Regions from separate parts of the Mus musculus genome. Here region 1 is linked to region 2. The links are chromatin loops, found by intact Hi-C in ENCODE. Cell type or tissue: heart. All regions are shown on one strand. Links, peaks and the distances in the headings refer to the core of each region. The heading gives the core; the rest is flanking DNA.

Evidence for each region. Hi-C counts contacts between places; a loop is a spot of excess contacts. Peaks named below come from ENCODE experiments on the same cell type or tissue, not always from the same donor. Only the 100,000 strongest peaks of a DNase experiment are listed, where the experiment ranks them.
Region 1: it touches region 2 in a loop (2.2-fold over the local background); 13 of 42 quality-filtered maps call a loop at or near these places.

What each region holds. Positions count from the first base shown.
Region 1 is chr13:21,713,996-21,729,896 of GRCm38, reverse strand. It overlaps H3c10 (H3 clustered histone 10), which reads right to left and starts at 12,269. Exons shown (of 1, transcript NM_178206.2): 1 at 11,782-12,269. The coding sequence starts at 12,238. The coding sequence ends at 11,828. It overlaps H2bc14 (H2B clustered histone 14), which reads right to left and starts at 7,853. Exons shown (of 1, transcript NM_178200.2): 1 at 7,371-7,853. The coding sequence starts at 7,799. The coding sequence ends at 7,419. It overlaps H2bc13 (H2B clustered histone 13), which reads left to right and starts at 13,714. Exons shown (of 1, transcript NM_178199.3): 1 at 13,714-14,186. The coding sequence starts at 13,754. The coding sequence ends at 14,134. It overlaps H2ac13 (H2A clustered histone 13), which reads right to left and starts at 13,485. Exons shown (of 1, transcript NM_178182.2): 1 at 13,038-13,485. The coding sequence starts at 13,475. The coding sequence ends at 13,083. It also overlaps the pseudogene H2ac14. In heart, for the core only: a CTCF peak has its summit at 8,234; a DNase peak (open chromatin) is centred at 7,926; H3K4me3 peaks cover 4,277 bases; H3K27ac peaks cover 5,421 bases.
Region 2 is chr13:21,774,050-21,789,950 of GRCm38, reverse strand. H1f5 (H1.5 linker histone, cluster member) reads left to right here and starts at 9,326. Exons shown (of 1, transcript NM_020034.2): 1 at 9,326-10,119. The coding sequence starts at 9,397. The coding sequence ends at 10,068. It overlaps H3c11 (H3 clustered histone 11), which reads left to right and starts at 6,554. Exons shown (of 1, transcript NM_178207.2): 1 at 6,554-7,036. The coding sequence starts at 6,581. The coding sequence ends at 6,991. H2ac22 (H2A clustered histone 22) reads left to right here and starts at 2,703. Exons shown (of 1, transcript NM_178184.3): 1 at 2,703-3,177. The coding sequence starts at 2,733. The coding sequence ends at 3,125. It overlaps H2bc22 (H2B clustered histone 22), which reads right to left and starts at 2,463. Exons shown (of 2, transcript NM_178202.2): 1 at 2,060-2,463; 2 at 738-927. The coding sequence starts at 2,436. The coding sequence ends at 888. In heart, for the core only: no CTCF peak of the experiment used is centred there; DNase peaks (open chromatin) are centred at 6,520, 9,290 and 10,390; H3K4me3 peaks cover 5,222 bases; H3K27ac peaks cover 5,740 bases.

The DNA.
Region 1 (15,901 bases), core at 4,256-12,255, 59 kb after region 2:
ATACATTTCAAACAGGTCAGAAGAGGGTGTTAGATTCCCTGACACTGGAGTAAGGGCCACATATGGTTGCTGGGAACTGAGCCTGGTCCTCTGAAAGGACAAGTGTTTTAACTTGCTGAATTGAAGGACCCTAAGGGCTTTTTCCAGTCCCACATCCTCCTACGGCTTCCTTCCCTCCTGCCTGGGGTCAAGGATAGGCCAAGTTCCATTCTTCACCCACAGGAACATTCTTGAGTTTAAAAAAAAAAAAATTCTCAGAAAAAACACAATTTACTGACTGATAGTCACCTGGTCCTCTGGAACATCCCAGGTAGAGTTCAAATGTGTGTCATGCTTGCTAGCCAATATGCTTAGCCAATAAGTTTGACATGTAACCTTACTGATGTAACCTGTGCCCCTAAAAAGTATAAAAACTGCTTGTAATAGCCATTCAGGGTCACCTTCTAGTCACTTACCTTGAGGGACTAATTTAGAGTTGACCCCACTCAACGGAAAATAACCCTCTTGCTTTTGCATCAATCTGCATCATGGTATCTCACAGAGGGCATCTCGAAGTAAGTACCACTGACCGAGGGTTGGGGGTCTTACAGAATCATCCTTCAACTCCATCAAAAAAAACATGTTTTAAGCATTGTGATTTCTGCTAAGTTTTTTCAAAAATCTAAAATCATTTAAACATTTTAAAACTCGTATTGTATTATTTTGTTACTTAATCAGAGAAGATTTATATTATGGAGAGGGAAAGTAGTGGTTGGTATCTTCCCTCATCTTCAAGGTCATGACCAATACTGATGATTGTTCCCTTAACAGTTCCTGCAGAAGTGGAGATGGTGCTCAGGCAGAAGCTTGAAATAATAGAATTGATGTTAGAAAGGATTTACTAGACAAAATGGCTATACCCTTATTTATTGTTTGTCAAAACAAATTGTCATCATCAATATCAAAAACCTTGCCAGTGAAAGTATAGCAACGTAAAAACAGAATTCTAGGCCTTTAGGCCCAGGCTTGGGAATGTGGCCTTTGTAAAGGTATGCTAATCATAAAACAAATAGCGACATTCCTCCATCCACCTGCTTCCTGGGTTCAAAGAGTGCTCTTTTAAAGAAAGTCACCCAGAACCTGCAATGCAAATGTGCTATTGTTAGGGGCTCTTAGAAGCTGTCTTGAGAGTTAACAATTACCAGGTATTCCTTGTGACTCTTAACTGGTATCTTTGGTATCTTCCAACAACGCCCTCCCCACTTCCTTGAGTTTTGGTTTCTTCCTTTAAATACCCCCTTACCCAGCTACTCGGGGCGCCATGGTCCTCTACCCCTGCATGGTGTATGACCATGGGCCCGAGAGCGCTCTTGAATAAAAATCCTCTTGCAATTTGCAGCAAGACCCGTTTCTTGTGGGTGATTTTGGGGTGTCGCCTCTCCTGAGTCAGAACGTGGGGGAGTCCTCATGTTGTGGGTCTTTCACCAGCAGTCCTTGAGGTAGCCATGTGCTGATTCTTCTGCATGCACATCCTAAGCGCTGGCTCTCAGAGAGGAGCTTTGAGCTTTTGATCCTGTAGTTGCCATACTGATGTAGAAGAGATTCAAAGCTATAGAAGTGGTGTTAGAAAGGATCTGTTAATAATAGATTTGTTTAAGAGACGTTAAGTCACCCAACGTAGAATTTAGATAAGGGAACTTTGCCTCCCAAATACCGCAAGGAAATGTATTGTACTACCGAGGCCACATAGAGATAAGCAAATTTAGGATGCTAAGAGGTAATTGTTAACCAGGATTGACAGTCCCTTAGGCTGCTTCCATGACAACAGAGACAACCATGATTTACAACAGCCATTAGGTAATTTCCATAACAAAGAACAGGCCTCGAAGAGACAGCTCAAGGGGCCTGGCAGAATCACAACCTCTTTTAAGTCCTGGCCTGCCACAAAAAAGCATAATTCTGTGGGCAAGATGACCCTAGGTAACAATTGTTGAGGGGTGGGGGCGAGGGATCAACAGTGGTGTACTTAAAATAATTTTCACAGAATCATTGCTTTATATACCTCCCATCAGCCTTTTCATAGGAAAGCACATTACTACTGAAACAGCACAACTCCAAGTTTAGTATAGATCAGAGCAGACAGAAAGTTCGTTTGCTCAATGGCCCTGCCATGTTCAGGGCACTGTTTAACGTGGGCCTTCTTTCTAATATGCTTAGCCCTGGCTTTCCTGGGCTTGTTAGTGGGAAGCTAAGATTTCTGATCAAGTTTCTTGATCTCATTAATAAAACAATTTTAAAACAGACTTGGGATGAAACATTTATGTGACATACAGCCTTCCATAGCAAAAGACTAAGGCAAAACATTTTCTTTTCTTTTCTTTTCTTTTCTTTTCTTTTCTTTTCTTTTCTTTTCTTTTCTGACTTTGTGTAATGGGCAACTGTGTAGTAATGGAGGTAGACACAAAAGGTATGGGTGTGGACTAATGGGAAAAGCCATCCAGGACTTTCAGTACATATTCCTTTCTGCTTCTCAGTATAGTTTCCTTTTTCCAGGCATAAGACAGGGCTTCTCCCGAATCAGGGTCTTATGATCTCTTATCAGACAAACAGGTATTTCTAGCCTCTTATTTCCCAGAAGGGACTGGGATGTTAGAGCAGTAATTCTCTCTTCAAGACTGTGTGGTAGAGCGACACACTTTTTCTGTCATAAATCAGGTGTTCTCACTTGTATGGCCTGGGATAGATCAGAAGTCCCTGGGTGCAGGAGCAGGGATGGGGACAGGAGGTTAGCAATTAATTGACTGCTTCCAAAACTCCATTTCCTTCCTGTTCTCAGAAAGCGAAAGTGCCACAGTTAGCTAAATTTGAAGAAAATCCCTAAAAAAGCCGAGTTATTCGGCTAAGAATAAAGCATCTCTTCTATTCAGTGAGAAAGATCTGTTCCCTTCGTTGACAGGTGAGAACGGAAATGTGAGCGAGCAGCACCTCTTCTCCACACTGAGAACAAACTCTTACTGCCCATCCTATTCCTTCAGGATTAGCTGCCGCCCACCGAACTGTCTCTTCTATAGATTGATCCGAACTGTAATCAGCCAGACATGTGCATTAATCACAGTTCTCTAAAACACCCACATATATATATATATATCACTGTTCCAATAAAGCAGTCTCATCCTGTTGGGATAGTCTCTCTGCCTACCTGCTTTGTTTTTATTACATGCAGCACCCATGGCAGTTCACAAGTGTTGGTAGCTGCAGTCACAAAGGACTTGATGCTATTTTCTGGCCTATCTGGGCAAAAGGCATACATGTGGTGTATAGACATACATGTAGCCAAAAAACAAAACAAAACAAAACAAAACAAAAAACAATATACGAGGTAATTTTTAAAAGGCCATAGCCTGACACTTTGACCTCCTGTTAACAACACCTTTTCTTTCTTAGTTACTCCACACCTCAATTCTTCGAATCCTTTGGACTGCAGACACCAGAATTTGTATGGTATCAATAATTCACATTCTTTGCCCTATCACATTTCCCACCCCTTCCTACTCTTAACTATATTTAGCATATAAATTCTTTATAATACACCCTAATATATTTTTCAGTTTTGTTAAATAGCAAAGCTACCTATTTTTCACGAGCCCATTCTGTCCCATCTAAATTTTCAATGAAATTGCAAAGGATGACTCAGGTGGGAGTTGCAGACTAGAAAAGGCAGTCAAACAGAGAGTTTGCATTGTTGAAAGAACCACAAAATAACCACCTCTTCTATTCTGTGATCACATAATATCCTGAAACTACCTCTTACATCCTAAGACACTGGAACTTTTGTTGGAAATCACAGCCATAGTTAACAATACGCTTCGAGGTCCCTTTTAAGACTGTTAACCTCGCCTGTTTATCTAACCTGCATTTAAAAAGAGCAATGTACCATTCAAACTCATCTTGAATTTCTTATATAATCAACTTTTTTAACCTGTCTTTTATGTTCCTGGGCCAAATAATGCATGGACATTTTCAGCACACACTATCAACATCCGCACATGGACCAGAAGAGCAGGTTTTGCTGCACTCATTGCCGGTTTTCCTTTGCTCCCTACACCAAAGAGCTTCCTTGTGAGGCATGATAGAGGGTAGCTTAGTGTTTCCTAAGGAAGTTTATTGGTAAATCCTTTATAACATCAATGTGCTACTGTTGCTCCCACACCAGTGGAAATACTCATCTTTTTTATATATTTAATATCTGAAAACTGAGGGTGTTTCAGAAACAACAAATTCATGGAGGTGCTTGATTTGAATTTCTCAATTACCAAAGACAAACTACCCAGAAGCAACTGTGTCATCATGAGCATCCTCAGAGATCACCGCAAGCATCTAACTTACCCTCCACTAATGTGCCTGCCTCCCTCCTCCACTGAGAACGAGCATAACTTTCCAGATCTCTCTCAAGTTTGGGACTTTTATTTTTCCTTCACGTAATAAAGCTTTTCTCCTGTTAATCTACCGTTGGCTTATGTCGTTGATATAATCATTGAACAATGAGATCATGTGCACTATATAGGTATGCTGTCTGAGTTCACCAAAAAGTTCTCTCTGAGAGTCAGGAGTGTTGGTTGCACTACTCCCCAACCAGTTCTGTCTCAAGTATGCTAGTCTCAAAGTCTCTTACAGATGGTTGGTGGCAACACACTCCTTTAATCCCACCATTAGAGAGGCAGAGACAGGCAACTCTCTGAATTCCAGGCCAGCCTGGTCTATGGAGTGAGTTCCAGGGCAACCAGGGCTACACAGAGAAACCCTGTCTTGAACACCCTCCACCTTCCAACCTCCACCCCCAACCTCCTGCCCCATACCCCCCCAAAGAATCAGTCTCTTACAAGCCCCCCCGCCCTAAGGATTAGCTGGCGCTCCTACTGTTGCATGGAAGGAATGGAACAGAATATCGCCCAAGCATAAAACATTGTGCCTTAGAAGGTAAACCATGTGCTAGGGAGATGGCTCAGTGGTTAAGAGCATTGATTGCTCTTCCAGAGGTCCTGAGTTCAAATCCGAGGAACCACATGGTGCTCACAACCATTTGTAATGGGATCTGATGCCCTCTTCTGGTGTGTCTGAAGATAGCTACAGTGTACTCATATATATAAAATAAATTAAAATCTTAAAAAAGAAAAACCAAGCAAACAAAAAAAGAAGGTGAATGATTTTTAAGATATGACATTCGTTTATCGCATGATTTAAAAAGGAAAAAAAATGTTAGTCCTCCAGTTATAGGAAACTCAGCCACGGAGGAAAACTCAACAGGGAACTCAGCTAACTATCCCTTCCCCAGGTGGTTCCTGCTTCATGTTGTAAGCAACTGATTTGATGGTGTCACCTGCACAGTTGCTATTTGTCTTTTTTACTTTAAAGTCTTCCAGGAAGAGACACTGTTCTGCCAGTGACTCCATAAAATCCAGCTGACTGCCTCAATGATGCTTCCTCAATTGCTCTCTGCTGGATATTCTGAGATCCTACGTGATGAAGTTTTACTGTCTGTCTGCTTCTTCAATTGCTGTTTTCTTTTTGCTTTTGATTTCCTATATACTTAATAAACTGACTCATTCAAAACTGTAGTGGGGAGTACCTACAAGGACAGCATGCAGCAGGCTGAGGAAGGACGACTCTTGTAAGTTCCAAGCAAGTCAGGGTACAAAGCACTCTCTCACTCTTAAAAAAGAAAGTAAAAATAATAAAACAAATTTATTGACAGAGTTTTAGATGTTTCATTTTATAATGTATTACATATTTTCTTTTCAAGGTTTGTATAATTATTTTGGAAAATAGTTCATAGCTGAGTCTCTACATTCATACAAGACAGGACATATAAGTTATGACTTCAGTGCAGTCCATTCTTATTTAATTTCCTCCACTTTAAAACCGGGAAAACAATAGAATTTGTTCCACAGGATACTATAAAGATCAGAGATAATAATTAAAGAAAATGGTTAGAAAGTCATATTAAGATCTTACTCTATAACAGCTTAAATTCATTTTGAAATCTGTGTACTAAAATTTCATTTATATTTGTGCTGGTTAGTGTTTATTTGACACACCTAAACTCATCAGGTGGAAGAGGGACCCTCAACTGAGAAAATACATTTATTAGATTGACCTGTGGATAATTCTGTGGGGGCTTTTTTTTTTTTTTTTTTTTTTTTTTAATTAATGATCGATGTGGTTGAGACAAGGTTACATGGATCAGTGCTGCCACCCCTGGGTAGAGTGGTCCTGGCAGGTGGAAGAAAAGCAGATGTTTGCTTTCTGCCTCTGCTCCTGCTTGAGTTCCTGCCCTTTCTTCAAGGATCAGAAAGGCCTTGTAAGCCAAATGATCCCTTTCCCGAAGTTGCTTATGGTCATAGTGTTTACAACAGCAATACAACGCAAAATAGGACAATAAAATTATCTACCTTTATGTGACTATTTACTACTCTATCATATCTAGTAAATGTACTAGCCTACTGATGGGATTTAGAAATAATTTTCATTTTCTTGACATTTCTATTATGCTTGAGTGAACCTTTACCTAGGATGATTAAGAAACAAAACAAGCTGGGCATGGTGGCACACGCCTTTAATCCCAGCACCCTGGAGACAGAGGCAGGTAGATTTCTAAGTTCGAGGCCAGCCTGGTCTACAAAGTGAGTTCCAGGATAGCCAGGGCTACACAGAGAAACCCTGTCTTGAGCCCCCTACCCCTCAACCCCCAAGGGAGGGGGGGGAGGGAGGGGGGGGCACTGCTTGAAGGTAGAATCCCAAACCTATAATAAAAAGGGCAATAACATTAAAGCTTTTTGAGGCTGTTTCTCCTTTATAGTCCATTTTGAAACACCATACCAATAAAATCTTAATTAAGTGCAGTTAAAAAGTAGGTCACACCAAATAACAGTACAACACAAGACAATTTTTAAAAATCAACAAATAATTTAGAATTACCTGGCAAGTCTGTTGGAAAAACCAGGGGCTTGGAAAGTCAAACCTGGTTGTAAAGGCCTGGAATCCCAGACACCGAAATTAAGGAAGATACAGTTTGAGGCCAGGCTGGGTGGTTATGGTAATTCCATATTGGTCTGCAAGAGACCTGGTGCCAAGAAAAAGTCAAGAATGACCCAGAAAAGGAATGGTGCCATGTGGCATAAGGACAAACTCAGCTGCACTTTTACAAAGTTAACTGAAGTGATGGCAACCTTCCAGTTTGAGATTAAAATAGGAATCAAGTATCAAAACCAGATTAACAGAAGGGCAGATTTATAAATATTAAATGGTCTGCATTAGTGTTTTCTTAAAGTGAGGAATGTACTCTAGACAAAACCCTTGGATTTGTGCTGTGCTAGCCCTTTTCAAAGAACTGCTTAGTGGCTCTGAAAAGAGCCTTTGTGTTTGGAGTGAGTCAGACGAACTCACTTGGAGCTGGTGTACTTGGTGACCGCCTTGGTGCCCTCCGACACCGCGTGCTTGGCCAGCTCCCCGGGCAGCAGCAGGCGCACGGCCGTCTGGATCTCCCGGGACGTGATGGTCGAGCGCTTGTTGTAATGCGCCAGGCGGGAAGCCTCGCCTGCGATGCGCTCGAAGATGTCGTTCACGAACGAGTTCATGATGCCCATGGCCTTGGAGGAGATGCCGGTGTCGGGGTGCACTTGCTTTAGCACCTTGTACACGTACACCGAGTAGCTCTCCTTGCGGCTGCGCTTGCGCTTCTTGCCATCCTTCTTCTGGGCCTTGGTGACGGCCTTCTTGGAGCCCTTCTTCGGGGCGGGAGCGGACTTCGTTGGCTCAGGCATGTTACAACACAGATAAACTGCAATTTGTCTGTATAGAGGAGGCGAAGTGAACGCCCTATATACACGCTGTTATGCAAATAGAGACGAGAGATAGTCGCATGTTTATTGGTTAGTTTAAAATTACACCTATCCAATGAGAATGCATATTGTTCAAATTTGTGTTTCTACTGGTTAAAATATTAGACCCTTAGCCAATGCTACGTCTTCATTTTTAGCGCCATTCAGTCAATAACAAAGAGTGAGCTACTCTTCCGCCTCAGCACTTTTATTGTACACAGCATTTTGTTTTGTCCAGTCGCAGTGGCAAGGTTCGCGCCAAGGCCAAGACTCGCTCCTCCCGGGCCGGCCTGCAGTTCCCCGTGGGCCGCGTGCACCGGCTGCTCCGCAAGGGCAACTACTCGGAGCGCGTGGGCGCCGGCGCCCCGGTGTACCTGGCGGCCGTGCTGGAGTACCTGACGGCCGAGATCCTGGAGCTGGCGGGCAACGCGGCCCGCGACAACAAGAAGACGCGCATCATCCCGCGCCACCTGCAGCTGGCCATCCGCAACGACGAGGAGCTCAACAAGCTGCTGGGCCGCGTGACCATCGCGCAGGGCGGCGTCCTGCCCAACATCCAGGCCGTGCTGCTGCCCAAGAAGACCGAGAGCCACCACTAGGCCAAGTGAACAGCATAGTTTCGGAAAGTTCTTAGGAAACATAACTCTTTAGAGACACTTTTTGTACTCGAAAAGAATTGACACTTGGGTTTGTGAGTCATCCAGGAATACAGCCGTTCCATTTTCTTATATAGAATTACCGAACTTGTCTAAAGTCAGAAGCGGAGTTCATGGCTCCACCCCAGGCCCAGTGATCAACCTGAGGTTATAGGTTTGCATGACAAGTGCTTTCTTTCCTTGGGCCACAAGCTATGCCAAACGGAACACGGATAAATGCCTTGCAAGTCCTCTGTGTGGTGCCAGTCCAGAGTTTCTGCAAGGTTGAGTCTTGCAGAAGGCGACCTCAGTACTATTTTGTACTTTGCTGTTTGTTTGTTTGTGGAGCATTGTAGGAAAAAAAAAGAAAGAAAGAAAGAAACTTTTCTGCAGTCTTCAATAGGTGTTTTATTAAAATTCAGCTAGTGACCTAGCTTAGAGCCCGGAGGCATTAAAACAGGTTTACTGAACAAGTGAATTCAAGCCTGAACCCATGAAAGGAAAATTTTTGGTTCCCACAAATTGTTCTCTGACTTTCATATGCATACCCTACCCTTACAATAGATGTAGCTAATAATAGATTTTTTTTTAAAAGCAATATTAGCCTAGTTGTGTTTTTGACTTAACCTAACTTTTAACTTAACTCTGTCTCTGTTTCTTACTCAGCATGGGAATAAAGTGAAGCTGGAATTAAAAAGTAGGGAAAGGGTGATGAGCTACCCTAACCCTGAGAAACAGAACTTCTATTTTCTGTAGTGACCCAGTATTCATATATATGATAGGGCGGCTGTAGATAGCACGGAAATGAAATTTCACAAGACAGGTATAGAGTAATTTATACCTGTAAATACCATCGCTGCTGTTTGAGGCTGTGGGAAATGCTGAGTTTGAGAAATCCAAAGTCCATGATAGGTTGCTGTTTCATGTGGGTATATACTTAAATAAAAATTTAGAAAACATTGTTGTTAGCTTTATTTTCCTGTTATCAATCTTTGTAGTTAGCTGTTGTACCTTGCTGTTATGTTAGCGACTCATAAGCTGTTAACATTTTGCATGTGTGCCCCACATCTCTAATTCTAGTGCTCAGGACACAGAATCAGGCAAATCTCTGAATTCCAGGCCAGCAGTTCTATACAGTGAGAACCCCAAGAGGCTATGTATACAAAGATGTGCCCTAGATGAGACCGCAGTAATAATGACGATATTGAATGTTGTCATCCTAATCACAAGAATACTAATAAGCAGACAATCCATGGTCTGAAACAGTCCACTTTCTTCTGAAAAGCCATTCGTTGGAGAACAGTAAGGTAACATCCCCTTGATGTTGCTCATGAAATCTGGATTTTGGAAAGGAATTCATAGCACCTAACAGTTTTGCTATCTCAGGAAATTCAAGCACAAGGTCTGTTGTTTTACCCCTTAAATTCTAGTTATTCTTTCAGAAACAACCAATTCCACATTTAGTCACCATAAGTATAGTGTCTAAGCTAAAGAAACAATCCAGTGAGGAGAACAAAGAAGTGGGCAAATAACATAGGAAGGATGAAGAAGTGTATGGATTTCAGGGAGCATGGTGGTTTAAGAGCATAAAATCTATGAAAGAGACTTCTGCTCTGGGAGTTTAAAGGGAATAATTATTAAAGAATAGTATGGGGATCAGCACAGAATGCCTATAAGTATAGATTCATAACTAAGATGAACAAAGCAAAGTAGGAAGTTTGATATTGACAATAAGGTAAAAGTTACAAGAGATAGCCCCTTCCCTTAGTTTGAAATATTTTTGATATAATACCGAATTTCAGATCTTTGCTTGTCTGAGACTTAGCCCTTTATGTGACTGTTCTTTTAACTGCCAGATTTCGTGTAAAAACAAAGAAAAGTCTAAGTATATATTCTAAATCCATCACTAAGCAATTCAACTTTTTACTGATTCTTGTCTTAATAAATAGCATTACTACCTACCCACTAGGATAGTCCAAGAGGGTGGCATCTGTCATTGAAGTAGCAATTTTTATATGTCGTTACTAAAATAAAGGTAAGTTCTTATATAGGAGATAAGGTGTGCTTTTAAAGTGTATTTAGAAGATAACCACACTATTGTGACACTCCCATCACATGGAGTGTTGTCAGAAACAGAATATTCATGCACATGTAGCCATGCCTGCCTACTGACTGGAAAAGTGTTTCATGTTTTCATGTAATTCTAAATGAAAGTCTAAAACTGTGAGACAGAATCTGAGGATTGGTCAGTGCAAACCTGAAAAACAAAAGCAAAACAAAACAAAATCTGTGTAAGCCCTTCAGGAGTTAGTGCTATATACCTTAGTGTTTCTCTGTGGAACAATAGGATGCACTGTCAACAGCCTGGATGCAAAGACAGGCTCTGCATCTGCAGTAGACACATGGGCCTTGCTTTCCAACTCACCTACCTTCCTTTTCAGAAGGTCACCTCCCAAGAGGGCTTTATTTTGTTTCAGGGACTAATTCCAATAGAAAGCACTATGATATTCTACCTAAAACTTATTTTGCCTTTTTGTGCCGTGGGTGTAGTAATGTGATATAGGTTGCGCAGTGTGGGTAGAGGTCCACATAGGCCTCATCACTTTTGAAGTCTTCGATTCCAAACCTGAGCCAAGGGATAAGTTAGCTAACTAGTCTTTGGTATCTATTTAGGCCTCTGTTGTGTTGGTGTTACAGGAAGACACATGATTGCTAGGGAGTAGACCTTCTCTTGCAAAGTGACAGGAATGGTGCATAGGTCACTGGGCCATAAAAAGCTGAACACTTTGGTGAAAAGGAAATGTTAGAATTATAGGCAGCCCTCATAGGCCAAGAAGCTGGTTGTAGCACTTTGGGTTGTTCTGGGCTATACGTCTTCCCTATGGTTTTCTTCATGTTTCTCCACCCATCCAACCATTTAACCAGGGGACTTCTGGTATACAAAACTAACTCAGGTTCTCTTGGGACTGGATAGCTGAGCAGTTAAAATGCTTCCAGCAATTCCATGTATAAGACATAGGAAACCATGAATTTAAGTGCCTATAATTGACTCCGCCGGCCTTATATTGCTGGCAAAATAATTAAAAATCCTTCAAGAAACCGAACAGTAAGTGCATTTGGGGAAATTAGAGGTAATGTTCAGTTTAAGTATATTGGATTTTGCAGAATACTCACCAACTTAAGACACTCTAAAGAGCATCCCTCAGCTAAGAAAAACTGTTAGAACCTGGCTACCGTTCCAAGAAAAAACTCCAATTGGCCTATAAGTCAACAGCACCTTTGTGTAGGTTTGGGTGGCTCTGAAAAGAGCCTTTGAAAAACACAGAAAGACGAACTTTAAGCCCTCTCCCCGCGGATGCGGCGGGCCAGCTGGATGTCCTTGGGCATGATGGTGACACGCTTGGCGTGGATGGCGCACAGGTTGGTGTCCTCAAACAGACCCACGAGGTAGGCCTCACAGGCCTCCTGCAGAGCCATGACGGCCGAGCTCTGGAAGCGCAGGTCGGTCTTGAAGTCCTGCGCGATCTCGCGCACCAGGCGCTGGAACGGCAGCTTGCGGATCAGCAGCTCGGTCGACTTCTGGTAGCGCCGGATCTCGCGCAGCGCCACGGTGCCGGGACGGTAGCGGTGAGGCTTCTTCACGCCGCCGGTGGCCGGGGCGCTCTTGCGGGCGGCCTTGGTGGCCAGCTGCTTGCGCGGGGCCTTGCCGCCGGTGGACTTGCGAGCGGTCTGCTTAGTACGAGCCATGGTAACACCCGAGCTTCCAAAGCAAAGTGATGGAGGGAAAGCTTCAACCACCAAAATTTATACAGACGGCCGAGTTCTGATTGGTCAAAATGGCTGCCAGATCAACTTAATTGGCTGGTGAGTCCTTTTGTTTTCGCAGTCTGAACATGGTTTAACCAAGTGTGCAATTTCCTCATTGAAAAGAAAATCCCGCCGCAGGTTCGTTTAAATCAATGTAATTTTTATTAAAAGCACTTTTCTTACTTTCTTTTTCCTACTTCAGATTAAATGAAAAGATGTGTAAAAGGTAGGTAGTGACTTTAAAAAGAGGCTCTAAGAACATTGACCCCCTGGAATTCAATTTGCCGAACGAGGTGTGTGTGTAGGGGGGAGGGTGTCTAGGGGAAATGTTTTTAGCTGTGATACCACCAAATGCTTTAACATCCTTTGCTGATTTTGACTTTGCCAAATGGCAGGACTTGTCAATCATGCACATAAACAGGATTCAAGTGAGGATTGATTGTACAGTGATTAGTTGTTTATCAGCATATGTGCTGATAAAGGAACATTTCAAGACAATTCTTTGTGCAGTCCGGTCTGTCCTGGAACTCGTCCTGCAGAGTAGGCTGGCCTGGAGTTCAAGATGTGTCTGTTTTATGTACTAGGTCCGAGGTTGGGTGCCTGCCTTCCAAAAACCAATATACTCTTAGCTAAGGTTAGGGGGTTGAACTAACCACAAGCCAGGGAAAACTAGGAGAGGTAATACACGTATTTCCCACAATGCACTATCCCAGTAGTGTTTAGGTCTCTTTGGAGAAAGTGAGTGGCTCTGAAAAGAGCCTTTGGTGATTCGTAATGTTTGGTTTCACTTCCCCTTGGCCTTGTGGTGGCTCTCGGTCTTCTTGGGCAGCAGCACGGCCTGGATGTTGGGCAGGACGCCGCCCTGCGCGATGGTCACGCGGCCCAGCAGCTTGTTGAGCTCCTCGTCGTTGCGGATGGCCAGCTGCAGGTGGCGCGGGATGATGCGCGTCTTCTTGTTGTCGCGGGCCGCGTTGCCCGCCAGCTCCAGGATCTCGGCCGTCAGGTACTCCAGCACGGCCGCCAGGTACACCGGGGCGCCGGCGCCCACGCGCTCCGAGTAGTTGCCCTTGCGGAGCAGCCGGTGCACGCGGCCCACGGGGAACTGCAGGCCGGCCCGGGAGGAGCGAGTCTTGGCCTTGGCGCGAGCCTTGCCGCCCTGCTTGCCGCGTCCAGACATAACTCAGCTGTAGATAACCACCGCAGTAAGAAGCAAAAACGGTATACGCATAGTATATATAGTCAAGGCTGGACGCGAAAACGGAGAGATTTCATTGGTTACACATTGGTTACCAATGGCGCCCTGGTTTTGAAAATCCCTTGTTTTGATTGGACTGTTAGTACATGACGTATGGTGATTCAGGTTCGGCATAGCCGTAAGTTTGTTTAAAATGCAGCCAGAACAGTCATTAACTTTTAGTTATCCTTTTTCAACTTAGTTCACTTCATCCTCTCAGTATGCCTGAGCCCGCCAAGTCCGCTCCCGCCCCGAAGAAGGGCTCCAAGAAGGCCGTCACCAAGGCCCAGAAGAAGGACGGCAAGAAGCGCAAGCGCAGCCGCAAGGAGAGCTACTCGGTGTACGTGTACAAGGTGCTGAAGCAAGTGCACCCCGACACCGGCATCTCCTCCAAGGCCATGGGCATCATGAACTCGTTCGTGAACGACATCTTCGAGCGCATCGCGAGCGAGGCTTCCCGCCTGGCGCATTACAACAAGCGCTCGACCATCACGTCCCGGGAGATCCAGACGGCCGTGCGCCTGCTGCTGCCCGGGGAGCTGGCCAAGCACGCGGTGTCGGAGGGCACCAAGGCAGTCACCAAGTACACCAGCTCCAAGTGAGCTCGTTTAACTCACACTCCTAACTCAAAGGCTCTTTTAAGAGCCACCCACACTTTCCTCTGGAAAAGCTGTTGCACATGCGTGGTTATTGATGACGCTTCTCTTGCCTTGGACCTAACAAGGCATAAGGTAAAATGCCAAAAGATGCAGTAAGCAGTTTGCGTTTGGAAGTTAAGGGTTAATGGACAGTCAGGCTTTGCCTCTCCGGTCAGTTGAAATATAATTCGCAGCAGCCTGTAGTTTTTATTTACGAGTGTGCACTGTATCCTGAAGCTTTAAATTAAGCATTAACTGGTATTCACACCCCAACCAACCAACCTTTCATTCCTCCTAACTGAAAAGTATGCTGCGTAAGCACAGGCCAGTTGTCCTGCGTGGTTGTGGGTATTTATCGTACAAGCGAAAATGGAACCTGAGTGTAAATTCACGAGAAAGTATGCTTCAGAGAAGCCATCTTCAAGACTGATTTGAATGTCCATGGTCCTAAGTCCAGCTGCAAGCGTCAAAACTGCATTTAAAGCCAGTGGGCCCCAGCATGACCGCTGAGTTGGAGGTGAATTAAAAGCGTGGGGTAGCCCCCCAATATTAGTGGGACTTCCATGCACCATCCAGGTTCTGCAACTCTCCATAATTCCGATAGTTCAAAAATCATTTTTGATGTTTCATGATATTAGCGTTCTCCGTTACCTCGTGACCTCTCTTCTGTAAATCATATTTTGTAGGTCACCATCGCAGTCCCTCTGTATGAAAACCACTTCAGTGTGCAGTTAAAGCAGGACAGGTGGAGGGCTAAAGAATAATCTAGTTTTGCAGTGTTGTGAAATGTGCTGCTCTTTTCTGCCATCTTGTGGCCACAAACAGAATCATAAGCCTTGGGTGTTTTTCATCCAGACTGAAAATGCTGTGACCAGTGAGTTACTGTAATGTTACTATTTTTTTTTCCTAGTAACGTTGAAAGAGTTATATTAACTTCTCAAGAGTCATTCGTGTGTGACTGAAGGAGAGGAGGCAAGACAGACGAGACTGGAGCACATAGAGGGAGAGTCTGGTCAGAGCTGTCAGAAACAAAAACTACACAAAATCAAATTAAATCATTCTAAAATACCTGAAAACATTAAAGACATGTTTTTTAGTTTTAGATTTCTGTCCCCTATTTTTTGGCATTTTCCAGTGCTTATTTATAACCAAAGATATTATTAAAATATTATTAGAATGACAAGGTTGCATATGAAACAGAGACAGATATTTTCTTAAAGTTCAAGATCAAGGCATGAGCAGATATGGCTTCTCCTGAGGGCTCTCTCTGGGATTTGGCAGGTGTCTACCTTCATGTCCGTGCCCTTGACCTTTTCAGTCTGGTGTCTCTCTGGTAAGCACCCCACTCTTAGGACCATTCTTAATGGAAATGGACTGAAGGCAAGTCACTAGGAAGGTGGTCAGCCACTTACCTGCAGCTCCCGCCTGTGAAGATCCTGTCTCCAAATACAGTCATACCAAGGACAAGAGCTGACCATGGGCATTTAATCTATCACCACACTTAACACTATATTTTATTTCAACCTGCTATTATTCCACATTTTCTTTCATTTTAAAAGTCTGCATTTAGTTAACATTATAGCTAAATCAACAACTGAAGATTTTCTAAAACGGAGTTTATGTGAGTTACTCACGGGGTCCAATAGTCATTGGACATTTGAAACCACCTTTCATTTCTAAAAATTTTCTTGACATCCATGCCTCCTGACATTGTTGGCTTGTATTTTTTGT
Region 2 (15,901 bases), core at 5,436-13,435:
TGATTAAAGTAAGCTTTATATTTAGAACTGGGAAGCCTGCTGCCTCTCCCAAGGTTAAGATTTCAGAGAACAGCCCCCTCACTGGCTTTTGAGGTACCTTTTATGAGGACATTAGGACTGATAGAAAAGTTGTGTTGTTAACATCAAGACAGAAGAGTCGGGGGCTCAAGGCTGCCTGTGAGGTAGATAAGTTATAAAAATACATCACGTGGAAGGGTAGTCATCAAGGTATCTGGTAAGAAACATTTTAGTAAGGCTAAAGGCAATCATATATCACAGGTTCAGGAGTTTAGCAAGGCAAAGGGGTGAGCATCATACATCATGGAGCCACAAGATGAGTACATTGAAAGACCTGCTTTGCAGGATACATTAGGTGTGGGAAACAAACTTACTCTTCTGAGGTATAGAGAGTTAATAACAATGTATTTCCTGTTTTGGTCTCACAACTTCTCTGGCTAATCTATTTACCACCACATTGTTAATCATGGCACAGTGAAAGGAGACAAGAAAACTTCACTTTCCCTCACAAGAATTCAGTCTGAATTTCATCTAACTCTAAAACAAGCCTGTAAGCGCAGTGTGAGGCTGAGGAAGGAGGTTTTCTAGTGAAGCCTTGTTACAGAGCACACACAAAATCAAAGATCCAAAGGTACCAATCTTCCGTGGAAAACCCAAACCCCAAACTCATATGGCGGGGGCGGGGGAAGGGGAGGGATGGAAGAGACTGTATTACATAATGGGATAGATTGAAACCTTTATTTTTATAATGTATTAAATACTTCTTTTTCAGGATCATATTGTGGAGGGTAGTTCACACTTCGGTCTCCACTCAGACAAGCCTCTATTTATGTTGCAGCTTCCGTACAATCATTTTAATTTCCTCAACTTTAAAAGGAAGGAAGATAATAGAATTTGTTCCACAGGATTCTATAGAGATTAATGGAGATGATTAAGGAAAATGGTTAGGCTTTATTAAGACCTTACAAGTCATACACAGCTAATGTTTCTTTTAGCAGTGGCACACTAAAATCTCATTGATATTTAACTACTTTGAGCTGTTCATATTCGCACCTAAGTCATCACCATTTGCATTTACTGTCCTAGAGGACTTACAGAAAAAGGGCTTTTTCGTCTTTAAAGTGGTTTGATTTAATCTTTACTTAGTATTTTATCCTCTGAAAAATTCCAGGACAATCCCAAACAATCAATATCCTTTTGAGGTTTTTTTCCTCCCACAATCTAATTCCAATCATCACCACACCAGCAGACAATGAAGGTGGAACAGAAGAAATTTACAAAAGTTGAATACACTTAGGAAAACGGAGGAAAGTTTTGTTTCCTTGGTGCTTAGCTGGGGCCTTGCAAGAACAAGTCTGGTTGTATAGGCCTGTAATTCCAGCGATTTATGAAACTGAGGCCGAATGTCCAATCTGGAGGTTAGCCTGGCTAGAATTAGTTTGAGAATATACTGCTAACCAGTGAAATTCATTCTGAAAACAAAACTTCAAACCAAACGACCAAGAAAACAGGACCCAATCAAATTAAGCTGCGCCTGACTACATCTCAAGTTTTCAGCGAGAATCATGTAGACCTCGGGGCTCCAATGAGGTATCTTATTGAACAGAATCTATTGTGACGTCTCAGCAGGAGTTCAAAAGCAGATTTGAGACATTAGGTGGTAGCACTTAACAAGACAGGCTAAATTTAAACTAAGAAATCCTCATAGATTCTGGGATACTAATTAGAAACAATTGTTAATGACAGTGTGGGTGCAGGAACTTAACCTAAGTACTCAGGACAGAGAGATCAGCCCTCGATCTCAGAGGTTAACCTGACTTCAGAGAATTCTAGGAGAGCTGGGGGCAGAAAAACAATATTAGGATTAAAATAAAAATGCAAAACAAAACCTCAAGACAAAAACCCTTACTTAACCCTAAAAAATAGTAACTAATATGTCCGAGTAAGGTAGAATCACTTAACAAGCAATCCATCTCTGTTTTGAGAATGTGGGTGGCTCTGAAAAGAGCCTTTGTGTTTGGAGTGAGTCAGACGAACTCACTTGGAGCTGGTGTACTTGGTGACAGCCTTGGTGCCCTCCGACACCGCGTGCTTGGCCAGCTCCCCGGGCAGCAGCAGGCGCACGGCCGTCTGGATCTCCCGGGACGTGATGGTCGAGCGCTTGTTGTAATGCGCCAGGCGGGACGCCTCGCTCGCGATGCGCTCGAAGATGTCGTTCACGAACGAGTTCATGATGCCCATGGCCTTGGAGGAGATGCCGGTGTCGGGGTGCACTTGCTTCAGCACCTTGTACACGTACACCGAGTAGCTCTCCTTGCGGCTGCGCTTGCGCTTCTTGCCATCCTTCTTTTGGGCCTTGGTGACGGCCTTCTTGGAGCCCTTCTTCGGGGCGGGAACGGACTTAACAGGCTCAGGCATGTTAGGTCAGGAACTCTACCACGCTACAACTTGCGCCGTGAGCCCTTCGCTTTTTAATAAGGCGTTATTCAAATGAGGCTTAGAGATACACATTTCTGATTGGTTAAAATTTTCAAATTTTCATGGCGTAGCGCCCAATGGAACTACGCTTCGGCATAAACGCCTCCCATTGGTCTAGACGAAAAGAAGAAGCCAGCCAATCGCGTAGGCTCTTTTTCGCGCTTGGAGAATCCTATAAAGGCCAAGCTCCTCCACTTTTGGCCTTTGCAGTTGTCAGTTCTTTCTTTTTGTTTAGAATGTCTGGACGCGGCAAACAGGGCGGCAAGGCTCGCGCCAAGGCCAAGACCCGCTCCTCCCGGGCCGGCCTGCAGTTCCCCGTGGGCCGCGTGCACCGGCTGCTCCGCAAGGGCAACTACTCGGAGCGCGTGGGCGCCGGCGCCCCGGTGTACCTGGCGGCCGTGCTGGAGTACCTGACGGCCGAGATCCTGGAGCTGGCGGGCAACGCGGCCCGCGACAACAAGAAGACGCGCATCATCCCGCGCCACCTGCAGCTGGCCATCCGCAACGACGAGGAGCTCAACAAGCTGCTGGGCCGCGTGACCATCGCGCAGGGCGGCGTCCTGCCCAACATCCAGGCCGTACTGCTGCCGAAGAAGACCGAGAGCCACCACAAGGCCAAGGGAAAATAAGACAATTGTTTCCTGATCATTTAAAAAACAAAGGCTCTTTTCAGAGCTAACACATTTGTCTTTTTAAGGAGCTTAAGCTTTATTGGTTGCTACTTTTTGTTACTTTCTATAGAAGGAATCTGTTTCTCCGATCCTCAGTTATCAAGGTGATTTTGGTAACATGTCCAATTCTTTTTTTAATGAAAAGAGATAAAAACACCACCTTTTCCCCTAAGTGGCTACAGAGTTGCAAATAGGTTACAAATTTAAAACCATTATATTTAAAGGCTATTATCTGCCAGTCTTTGATTTACAAAAGCTAAAGTTCAATGTTAGCTAGTAACAGCAATTTGTACTTAAGGTCACCATATGACAGCATCCTGTATTGATTTTCAACCATATTGGAATACATAACTAGTTTACAGGAGCAGTCTTATAAGATAAACATGTGCAAACTGGCAACATGAAAAGAGTCCACCTCTTAATGGCAAAGTGAATGTAAGCCGTTTGGAAGGTATCCAGGATTTGACCTATTTGGTCTAGCACAAAGGCAAACTCCAGCAAGCCTGGTCTGTCCAGGTTCTTGACCCGTGTGCAGCAACTGTCTTTCCTCATCAGTACCGAATGAGGCTCTTGAAAGGATAAAGAATGAATGTCCCCACATTACTGCTTTTTTAGAGTGGAGCCCTAGTTTCTACTTTTCCCTTTACTGAAGAATTCTGGCTTTAGTACCTATGTTTGGAAGCAAAGGAGAATCCAGGAGAGTAGAATGCCAGGGATTTCTTTCACAGGCCCAATCTCTTTCAGTATTTAACTCAGTCTCACCAAGAAGAATATTAGCAGGATTAAACATGCTCAAGGCAACCAAACCGGCCAAGTTTCAAACTACTTTATATAGGGGACTTAATGTTTAACCCCAAGTATATCACTTGGGTATAAGGATTAATTGAAGATGACACTGAACACAGGGATGGTGAAACACTTGACAGAAGTCTCCCTTTACAATGCCATGAAGAAAAATTTCCATTATTGTGCTCTGACCTACCAAAAATAATGCCCATCATTGAGGATTTTTGCTGGTTAGCCTCTCCTGTTACTAGTTTGTGTATTTACCTTCCCATGTATTTATTCTCCAGATCCTTAAAAGAGCCAGTAAACTTCATTTTTACGTTTTCTTGAGCTTGCTTGCTGCAAAGCTTTCTCTGTATATATTTTATAAATCATTCTCCCTGCTAAGATGCCATTTGTCAAGTCAATTTGCAGGTCCCAGGTACCAAGCTTAAAGTTAGATGAAGTTTCTTTTCTTTTCTTTCTTTTCTTTTCTTCTTTTTTCTTCCTGTTTTTATCTCTTTTCATTAAAAAGAGAATAGGACTCAAGTGTTTTGTGTTATAAAATTTCAAATAATGTGCACAGAGCCTGTGCTTTTCCCATAAGTAGAATGCTTTTTGGTTTTAAAGTAATTGTTGCAAGGAAAGCAGATTCTTGAGGCTTTTCTGCAGGATGCCAAGACCACTCACAACCTACAAGCCCCGGAGAATGGAGTCATTAACAGACAGCTTGGACACTTCACAATATACTTACAAAAACTATTAAAATTAAAGGTGGCATTACTTCCAAGAGTAACAAAAATGTTGACACATTTTAAAGGTAAATATCACTGACATTGCAAGAGAAGAATGGGAGAAAACTCATTTGCTCTAGAAGATAGTATAAGGTGTTTGGTAATTCTTTCCAAACAGCTAGAATCTCAAGAACCAAGCAACACCGTTGCCTTTAAAATGGGTTTTCTAGCAATAAAGTCATCTTTGGCCTCTGCATTGTGCCTCTTTTTTGTAAATGTAATGGAGAGAATGTCTGGGTGCAGTTGTTTTCCATGGGTAGAGAAAGAGGACAGGAGCCAGTTTTTTTTTTATCTCCTCCCTCTGCAAATAATAATAATAATAATAATAATAATAATAATAATAATGGAGCAACAACTCTGATTCTTGAATGATTTTGGAATGAAGAAAACAGGAATCACTTTTCAGCAGATATGTGGCAAGTCTGAGAAAAGCACAGGGGGAAGCAGCACAAAGATGGAGTTTGAATCTCTCCTTCCCAAATAATTACATATGGAAAAAAAAAACCAACCCATTTTGGCAAAGTGTGGGAGCTCAGGGGCACATCTAAGCTTCAACTACACTGATACACCTTTACCATTCTAATTCGCAGGCTGTTTAGCTTTTGTTATAAAGAAAGCACTTTGCACATCTGACATTGTCAGAAACATTTGTCTTCAGCCCTCTTAGGCTCTGAGTACATCAACCAAGCACAAAGACTACGCTGTGAGTGAAGGCAGGTTAGGCGCCTGACTCGTAAAGGATGACCTGTGGGTAGCTCCGAATGTGGGGTGGATAGAGCTATTTTCAAATGAGCGTCTTCAGCAGTTCTTTTTTCCTGATAATCTTGGTAAGGTTCTCTGGTAAACAGCAAGTAAATATTGCTTGTGCCTGATATTCCCAATTAGGCAAAAAGCCTGTTCATAAAACAACATGCTTACTGTCTGATCTTATTGCTTTTGTTTCTGGCAAATTTGACCACATTAAGTGGGGGAAAGGGCCTGGGTAAAAAAAACGGCACCAAGCACTCCCGAAAAGTCATGTGCTGAATATCACCAAGCCTGCCATCGTCTTCCTGGCTCAGCAGGATCATCAGATCACCCCTTGCTGAGTTACTCCAAAGGCTGCCTTAGTCTCCTAGAGCTGTATACATAGTGTGTGTGTGTTGGGCGGTGGGGTGGGGCTGCTATCTGTGAATTCCCAGCGTTCGCTTTTAACCTTGAATGGTGTAACTTTGTAACTTGTAAATAATGAATGCCAACCTGGGAATGCCCCTGTCCCCTACAGTGTTGCTGTAGAAGAGTAACAGAATCTCAAAGCCTTCTGGATCTCAAAGCCCTAGTAAGTTGCAGATACACTGATTTTGAATTTTTTTCGCGCCAAAATCGCAACCGCTGAAAGGCAGTATCAATTGCAACTTCTAAAAGTTTCCGGTCATAAAAGTGTTGCAAGCAGTTTTTGAGCGAAATCAAGTGTAAGAAGTGCTCATGACTCCAGGAATAACTTTTTTTTTTTTTTTTTTTTTGTTAATTTTCCTTTCAGATTTCTTTCCATTAAATTTCTGCCCCCAAATAACGGTGCTCTTGTTTAAATAAATAGCGAAGAGGTCTTTTGACCTCCAAAGCCAACATTATCTCGAGATGATAAATTCTGGGAGTTGCTAGAGTAATTGTTATGTAAAAAGATGAAATTTGTACGTTAAATATAAAATGTAGGCAACGTTTTTCCTTTCCTTACTCGGTTTAAACGCGGACCAATCCCCTGTCTGGAACTATGATGTCAGCAGTTTACTGTCCAATCCAAAAGGGTGGCTTGTTATATATATACTTGGGCTTTTCCATCTCAACACCACTTTATTCACTTTCTAGTGTACTGAGATGGCTCGTACTAAGCAGACCGCTCGCAAGTCCACCGGCGGCAAGGCCCCGCGCAAGCAGCTGGCCACCAAGGCCGCCCGCAAGAGCGCCCCGGCCACCGGCGGCGTGAAGAAGCCTCACCGCTACCGTCCCGGCACCGTGGCGCTGCGCGAGATCCGGCGCTACCAGAAGTCGACCGAGCTGCTGATCCGCAAGCTGCCGTTCCAGCGCCTGGTGCGCGAGATCGCGCAGGACTTCAAGACCGACCTGCGCTTCCAGAGCTCGGCTGTCATGGCTCTGCAGGAGGCCTGTGAGGCCTACCTCGTGGGTCTGTTTGAGGACACCAACCTGTGCGCCATCCACGCCAAGCGTGTCACCATCATGCCCAAGGACATCCAGCTGGCCCGTCGCATTCGCGGGGAGAGGGCGTAATTCCCCTACCTGTTAATAACAAAAGGCTCTTTTCAGAGCCCCCTCCTTTGTCACCAAAAAGCGGCTGTTTACCTACCTCAGGTCCAACATCTATCATGTTTTCCAGTATCTGAGCATATGTGCTACATCCTCCTAAGGTGTTCAAATATAGGTGAGGTTAGTTTACAATCTAGAGGCATGTGCCTTTGAAACAACCTGACTTCAAGGTGGCAGTCAACTAAAATGTGTGGAAGTTAGCTCCTACAGCAAATCTGTAGATTCATGCTTTCTGGATACTATATAGTGCTACTGGTTAATGCAAAATCCCCAGGCGTGTTCCCTAAGTCTGCAAATTGCTTTCATAAGGAACATTACTTGATTAGTGTGTTTATTTGGGGGGGGGGGCAAGGTTTGGAATTTGGCAATCTTGAACCCTTTTAAGTGCTAACATTGGCCCTTTGTAATTAGCTTCATGCTGTGACAAGTTTGAGTCAATATGTCTGACGTACGTGGTTTTCTTTTAACCATATATGGCTTGCCGGTTTTGTACACCATTCCCAGAGTATGTGTAACAAATATGTTGGATTCTTTAGCAGCCTTGCCAGCCTCTGTACTGTTAAGACAGCCTCCTTTATTTTATTTATTTATAGATAAGGACTCAAAAGTAGCCCAGTGCTCAACGTTGGACTTGCTTGAATATGTAGCACGGAAAACCTTGTAATCCTAATCTTGCTTCAGTTATAATCGATAGGATTATAGGTGTGCCCCAATAAATTATGCTTAAGAAAGATTGCTATTGTCCAAAACAAAACAAAGCAAAACCCCAGACTGTGTTTCTTTGGAAAACAAAGTAATAAAATTATTTGTGATTTATTAATGCCCTTTATTAAACTAGTACAAATCTTGTACATCTTTCCTCACCCAAAGCAAAACTGACTTCTATTTCTACTATAGTAAACTTTAATTTTTCTTTTTTCTTTCTTTCTTCCTTTATTTCCTTTTTTGGTTTTTGAAGACAAGGTTTCTCTGTGTAAGCCTAGGTGTCCTGGAACTAGATTTATAGACTTCAGACTGGTCTTGAGCTCAGAGTTCCACCTGCCTCTGCCTCCCAAATTCCTGGATTAAAGATGTGTGCCAGCTTCTCCAAATCTTTGAATTTGTATAAGTATAGGTCACCCAATAGTATTCTAGAATATTGGCCTGCTTGCCATCTAAACACGCAAAAATATCAATATTGTTATTGGCTATTTACTTAAGAGTGTGGCTGTGCTGTTTGCTAAATACTTTCAAAATCTCACTGGCCATCTCATTTGAGAGCAGTGGGATCTCCCTGAAAATTTTTTGAAAGTTTTAGAATTTTTCTAATGTAAAATATTTTTTAATGTATTTTCTGTCTACAAATATCCCTAGGAAATGGTGAAAGCCCGTTTCTCAGAACCATATCTAATTTATTTTTACTTAGAAATAAGGCCATTGTCATCTGAATTTAGCAATTCCTTTTTAAGTATATGTTTTAAACCTTTCTGTGAATGAGGGTTTGCCTACCTGTATGTATGTGCATCACTTGTATGCTTGGTACTGGGCCAGTCTTGCAGAAGGTCCGAGATCCCCTGGAACAGGAGGTATAGACAGTTGCAAACTGTCCTGTGGGTGCTGGGAACTAAACCCAAACCCCAAGAGCAGCAAGTGGTAACTGCTACACCAGCAGCTCCTAAATATAATGATTTCTAATCTCCTTACTTCAAAGAAGTCGCTATCACACTGGAAATATTGCGTTCTCCATTAAAGATATCAATGCATGCGAAGTACTAGGAGCTTGAACCATTTTTAAAGAGAAATATCTAAAGTGGTTAATTTTAGTCTGGAGCCAACCAGGCACTCTAGCCTGTGTTATTTGCTACAGACACAAACAACGTTTTTGCACAAACCAAAAGAACTATTAGTTCTACTCTTGCACAAATTAAAGGCGGCATCTTTGTACAAATTCTCTTAAGTAATGTTCCTTGCATACTTCGTAAAAGTTAACAGAAATATGCAAGTAACTCTCACGATGCGCTCTGCTTGGTGGATTTTTTTGTAAACACTGGAAGGATTTTTAAAAATATTTTTAGTCAGTTGCGCGTGATTCAAAAAAGCACACACAGGTACGTGAAACCGAAGGCTGTTCTCCCTTGGAACTCCAAACTGCCAATTTCTGTGTTATTATTTTCGGCAGTAAGTAAAAATTTGGGGACTAACAAACACAATTTGGGATTGTAACCTTGAGTCGCCGCGGGCAGAGGGCGGTGGATTGGCCGCTCCACCAATCACAGCCCAGCACCGGCTTATATAAACCAGGAGCCTGAGCAAAGGAGCATCGCAAAATTTGCTCTTCGCGTTAGATTTCTTTTAGTTTTCTCGCAACTAGCAAGCTTTTTGTTCTCGCCATGTCTGAGACTGCTCCCGCTGAGACCGCGGCTCCGGCTCCTGTAGAGAAGTCTCCCGCCAAGAAGAAGACAACGAAAAAAGCTGGCGCGGCGAAGCGCAAGGCCACTGGCCCCCCGGTGTCCGAGCTCATCACTAAGGCTGTTTCTGCCTCTAAGGAGCGCGGCGGCGTGTCCCTGCCTGCCCTTAAGAAGGCACTGGCTGCTGGTGGCTACGATGTGGAGAAGAACAACAGCCGCATCAAGCTTGGGCTCAAGAGTCTGGTGAGCAAGGGTACCCTGGTGCAGACCAAGGGCACCGGCGCCTCTGGTTCCTTCAAGCTTAACAAGAAGGCGGCTTCTGGCGAGGCCAAGCCCAAGGCTAAGAAGACCGGGGCTGCCAAGGCCAAGAAGCCTGCAGGTGCTACCCCTAAAAAGCCTAAGAAGACTGCGGGGGCAAAGAAGACCGTGAAGAAAACTCCAAAGAAAGCGAAGAAGCCTGCGGCGGCTGGAGTGAAGAAAGTTGCCAAGAGTCCTAAGAAGGCCAAGGCTGCTGCCAAGCCTAAAAAAGCAGCAAAGAGCCCGGCCAAGCCCAAGGCGGTGAAGTCTAAGGCATCCAAACCTAAGGTTACCAAGCCTAAGACCGCTAAGCCTAAGGCTGCCAAGGCCAAGAAGGCTGTTTCCAAAAAGAAGTAGGTTTGCTTGCGACAGCAACAAAGCCCCAAAGGCTCTTTTCAGAGCCACCTAGAGAGCTCTGTGAATGTAGCTGTACACACTTATGCTTTCCATGGTCTGTCTCGATTGGGACAGTTAACTGGAACCCTTATCTGCCACGATTCCTGTGCTCACAATCTACAAGGTAAGACTCCGTTACGATGGCTGTTAGGTACTATGGTCACCTGGTGACCTTTGTACGTGAGCCATAACTGCACACATTCATTTCCCTACCTCCATGTGCTAGCTGGTTGAGCCTGCGTGAGTATGGAAGCACTGGTAACATTAACTTTGTTAGGGTGAAGTGAGGCTTCCACACAGTAGCCAACGCAGGGCGCGAAAAAGATCGAATTCATTGGCTGTATGCTAAAGTATCACCTAAACCAATGGTACGGTGTTTTATTACTAACTTTAAACTTGATTGGACAGTCATTTTATGACGTTTACAGATAACGCGATATTCATCGCCTTAGTTTGTCTAAAACGCAACCAGTGCGGATACCGTCCTACGCACCCCCCCCCCCCCCCACACACACACACTTTAAAAGTTTACTTTTCATCTTAATAGCTGGTGAAAGTCCGGGCCCTACTGGAAGGGCTCTTAGAAGGCGACCACCTCGTATACTGAACAGCAAGGAGTGGAAGCGCAGCCGTAAGCTAGCTGTAGATGCTGAAGGTCCTGAAGCAGACCCTGGACACTGGCATCTTTTCCAAAGCCCTGGGCCACTCACGTGTCCGAGTGCACAAAGGCTGTGCACAAATTTCCACTCTCCCAAGTCATTTACAGTTTTTATGGAGCTTTTTCACTCAGTTCTCCCATTGTTCTCAGTTCTTCACTCAGTTCTTCCACACAGACATTCAAGTCCCATGAAGAACGGTCCTTTCGTTTTAAAGGTTTGTTAATGTGTGACTCCCCTACGTAGGACTTTTATTGTATTTAACATTAGTTTAACATTAGGTCAGTTTTAAGTTTTAAAGACAACGTAGCGATTTCACTTTTAAAGTTTGATTGTCGCCAGTACTACTAATTGGTAATTCGTTCTCACGGCCATTTCAGGCTTCCTAGTGATACAGGTAGGAATGATCGGAATAAATAGTTTTAAAGGGAAGTTTCAAGTCACTTCTCTCTCTCTCTCTCTCTCTCTCTCTCTCTCTCTCTCTCTCTCTCCCCTTTTTCTTTCTTTTTTTCTTTTCCATTATTAAGGATTGGGAATGTGGTTTCTTGCTCACATCATGGCAGGCTTACTGGCTTAAGGCAGAATTGGCTCCTTGTGTATACACTTTGCTGGTAGCTCTATTTTTATTTTATTTTTTCCTTTTATTCTTTTCCTTTTCCGTCAGTCTGTATATCTGGTCTGGATAGGGCAAAATAGCCGTATTTATTCCCATAGCCATACGTTTCTATGATTTTTCTACAATGAAAATGGCAGCTTCATTTTGCCCCCGTGAGTTTTATTTGTCTCTTAATGTTTTGCCCTTAAAAAAATTAATACTTGTAATTATTTTCAGATAGTGTCACAGACCAGCATAGACCTCCAACTGACAGCAATTCTTGCTGAGCCTCAGTTCTGGGATTATATGTTAGAATGCAGGCACCATCTTGCCTGGTTGTCATTAATTCCACGGGATTAGAATTTTCTTCATCTACAATGCAGATCATTCCCTTAGAATTGGCTCTATGTCTCATTTCGATACATTTCTGAATGAGTTGCCTTCAGCAAAGATGTAAAATGCCTTTTACCCCATCTCAAGGCCTCATTCCTAAGAGTTTAAATGACCAACTTGAGTATTTTGCAAATGAAACACCTTAGGTTATTTGTATAGATTTTCATATGTATTTTAAACAAATAGAAAATTAGATATCAAGTAGGTAATTGGTAGAATAGTATTCTTTTCTTGAGTCACAATGGTATTCCTTAAATTTGCTAGAGAGACAGGATATAGGCAAATGTATGTTGCCTCTGAATTCTTTTTTGTATTGATATATCTTCATAGGAATGCTATCCTATTTATTTATATATAATTTAAAAGAATTCTGGAAAGTTTTGTGATTATATTTGTAAATATTTTAGGGCTTTGACTTCATTATCACTTTCATTATTTTAATTTTTAAACTTATGTAAATTTCTATGTGCAGAATTCAAGCATACTTTGCAGGGAGCTGTCTTCCACCTTTGGATCTGGGCAGTGACCCTCTAGTAATGGTGATGGGCAACACAGGAGGCTCCCGAGTGTTTTGAATACACTTGGTCTATGACACAGCACAGAGACCTAGAGCAGAGTATAGAATACACTAATGATGATAATCTCGGCCTGTTCTGTTAATAATTGTATTTACTTACATTTGAAGAAATGAAAACCAGTGAGGTTAAATAGCTGCCTCTGGGAATCTGCCCCCAACCCTGTGTGTGTGTGTGTGTGTGTGTGTGTGTGTGTGTGTGTGTGTGTGTGTGTGTGTTTACAGGCAGAGTAAGAAGGGCAAGCCCAGCAAGAGAGGAAAGGAAACACTAATTTAGGTGCTGTTTTTTGATGCTGCTATCAGTGTGCCCTGTGTTCTGGACCAGGAACACTAAGGTGATGACACAAGTGCCAGGGGTGGCCTGTCTAAGCAGCCTTCCCTCTTAACATCCATTCTTACCTGCATCCCTGCTACTGCCTCTCCCAACGCTGGCATTTTCTGTTCCTTGCCACAACTGTTATGTGGCATTTAGCACCCCACCCCTCCACCACTGCCTTAGTTTTGCTGTATTCCAAAAGAAATTGTGAAAGAGAAATTGGTTAAAAGAAATGATTCATTTATAGTTTGACCCAAATCTGGAAAAGAACCAATTTCTTTGCCAATGTGACTGTGGCACTCTAATGTTTTATAGGAGATAATGAGATAAGGGTGGACTGTAGGGAACTAAGATAGGTTTACAGGGCCCCTTCGGCAAGTGAACACCATTGAGCCTAAGGCACAAAGACCTGGGTGCTCTTAAACTCTCATCCGTCCAACTAGGACACACAAAAGTTAAATCCTGGCTTCTCTAGTGATGACCCTATGGGTTCAGAGGGACAAAGAGGAACACCTACAGTGGTGAGCGGCTAGATGATCTCATCTGTCATGCTCAGTTACCTTGTCTACCCTCCTCCCTTGTATGTCTGCCATTGGGGGTGGAGGGTGCTTTGCTAGGGTGTGGCATGATCTACATGAAGTGTGTTCACAGGTGACACTTCCAGACAAGTACCTTCTGTGTTGCAGCATGGGAGACACAGAGCTTAGAGTTCTTCCGGGACTGAGTTAAATTTATTATTTTAGAGTGCTAAGTTGTTGTGTTGCAGAATGCTGTGTATGGAAGCACTAAGAATAGTGTGATGGTTTGTGTATGCTAGGTCCAGGGAGTGGCACTATTTGGAGGCCTTGTTGAAGCAGATGTGGCCTTGTTGGAGTAGATGTGTCACTGTGGGCATGGGCTTTAAAACCCTACTCCTAGCTCTCTGGAAGGGAGTCTAGCAGACTTTACATGACGTCTTAGAACTCTCAGCTATTCCTGTACCATGCCTGTCTGGATGCTACTATGTTCCTGGTCTTGATGACAATGGACTGAACCTCTGAACCAGTAAGCCAGCCCCAAATTAAATGTTGCCTTTTATAAAACCTGCCTTGGTCATGGTATCTGTTCACAGCAGTAAAACCCTAACTAAGACAGAAGTTGGTACCAGGAGTGGCATACGAACCCCCACACACAAATCTCCATTGGATTTAAGTTAGTACTGAGAGTAGGGTATTACTGTGATAGGCCTAACTATGTTTATGTTTGGAAGAATGTGGATTTTGGGACTTTGGATTTGGAAATCCTTGGAATGCTTTAAGTGGGGCTTAATTGGCCAACCTACTAGGAATACGGAAGACAGTGGTGCTAAGGGTCATTTGAACTGTTTAGGCGTGCTGGCCTAAGATGTTTCAATGGAAAAGAACTGTAATATGTGGCTGAGAGACTGTTTTTGTGAAGAACATGGCTACTTTTTGCCCTGTCTAAAGGAGTCTGCCTGAGGCTAAGGTAAAGAGACTCAGATTAATTGCACTGACAAAGGAAGTCTCAGTAATACCCACCGGAGATTTGTTTTTTGGTTAGGTCTTATGAAGAGCATTTTAACAAACATAGCAAGCTGAGGAAGGAAAAATAAAAAATGTATAGTTTGAATATTAAAGGGACACCAGGAAGTGAAATAGAGCTGAGTCTTGTGTTCAAGGATATTAAATTGAATTAAGGGAGTAGTGACCTTGGGGCAAAGTTCTACCCAGCTAAATTTAGATCCAGGCACTGTTGTAGAAGCCTTTAATTCCTAGAGACAAAGACAAGCAGATCTCTGAGTTCAAGGTCAGCCTAGAACAAAGCAAGTTCTAGGTGAAGAAAAAAAAAAAAAATCCTGGTTTGGTGGACCACATCTTTAATCCCAGTGCTTAGGAGACAAGCATGCACATTTCTGAGTTCCAAGTCAGTCAGTCTACGGAGCAAGTTCCTGGACAACCAAGCTTAGGCAGTGAAGGAGTTGGAAAACAGAAAGCTGGTGATTATGTAAGAGAACAAGGGGGCCATGTTCCAGCCCCAGCAAGCAGCAGAACTTGGCAGCTTTGGAATTGTGTCTCTGGCTTTAGAGTCCAGAATAGAAGGGACTACTGGGACAATTGATACTGTTTAGCTGGAGCTAAGAAATTAGTGGTGATTAAGAAGAGACCCCCCTGACTGAGGTGAACTCTGAGAAGTGTTTTCTGAGAGCACAAAGAAGCTGTGTTTCAGAGATGGCCAAGATTGTACCTCCTGCAGCCCTGTAATTGAAAATATGTAAGAGTTACCCAGGTGGTACTGGTTTTGAAGGCATGAAGGGGTCATGAAGAGCAGGTGAGGCTCAGCACTGTGAGAGGCCGGGGAAGGCCATTGGTGAAAGTGCAGCCTCAGTTGCAGTTGATGGCCCAGGACTGAAGGTGTCATGCAAAGAAGTTGAGGTTTGGCACCATGAAGAGAACATATGAGAGGCTATTGGTGAAGCCTAGTTGCAGTGGAAGTCCCCAATGTGTGCCCTTTCCCCATCCTTGAGTAGGCTGAACAAACCCAGGAAGGTTTTACAACCTATTTGGAGTCGCCTGGCCTCACTGCATTTGCAATTTCCCACAGGAGCTTTGAGGAGTAGACAGCCTGATGAGCTTGCTTTGCAACTCAATCCTGCTGAAACAAAGGTTGGGGTCTGTCGGGTTTCCTTATATAAACTGCAAGTGCTGAAAATTAAACTTTGAGCCTTGATAAGAAACTGTCTTGGCTTCATTCTTCTCTCGCCCTCCCACCCCTCCTGCCTCCAGTTCCTTTTTCATTCCCAGCCTCCCTTTCAGTTCATCCATGACTGCTGGACAGCTACACCAGTGTATTGGAGATGCCAGTAACATGGGATGATCACCAAAAACAGCAGCTGCAGTGGAGTGGATCAACCTGAGCTTAGAGTGCTACAGAGGGCAGAGCTGGAGAAGTGACGCCAGCCATTTAGAGGAGCCGAGAAGATCATGTGTGGATCCCAGACATTGGAACATGAAGATGTAACACTGAAGTTGCCTTGGAGACGCCAAGATGTTAAAGATGCCAGAGCCATGGCCTATCTGCTGAGGAAAGCTGCTAACAGAGAGTGGAACCAGTCCAGGAGAAATATGTTTGTTACAGTCAACAAAGATGAAAAAGGAGCTGGAGATCTGAAAACTGCTTTGACATCAGACATGGAGATGCAGAGTTTGGAGTTTGCCCAGTTGGTTTCCTGTCTTGATTTTGGGATTACAGTTAAGTGATTG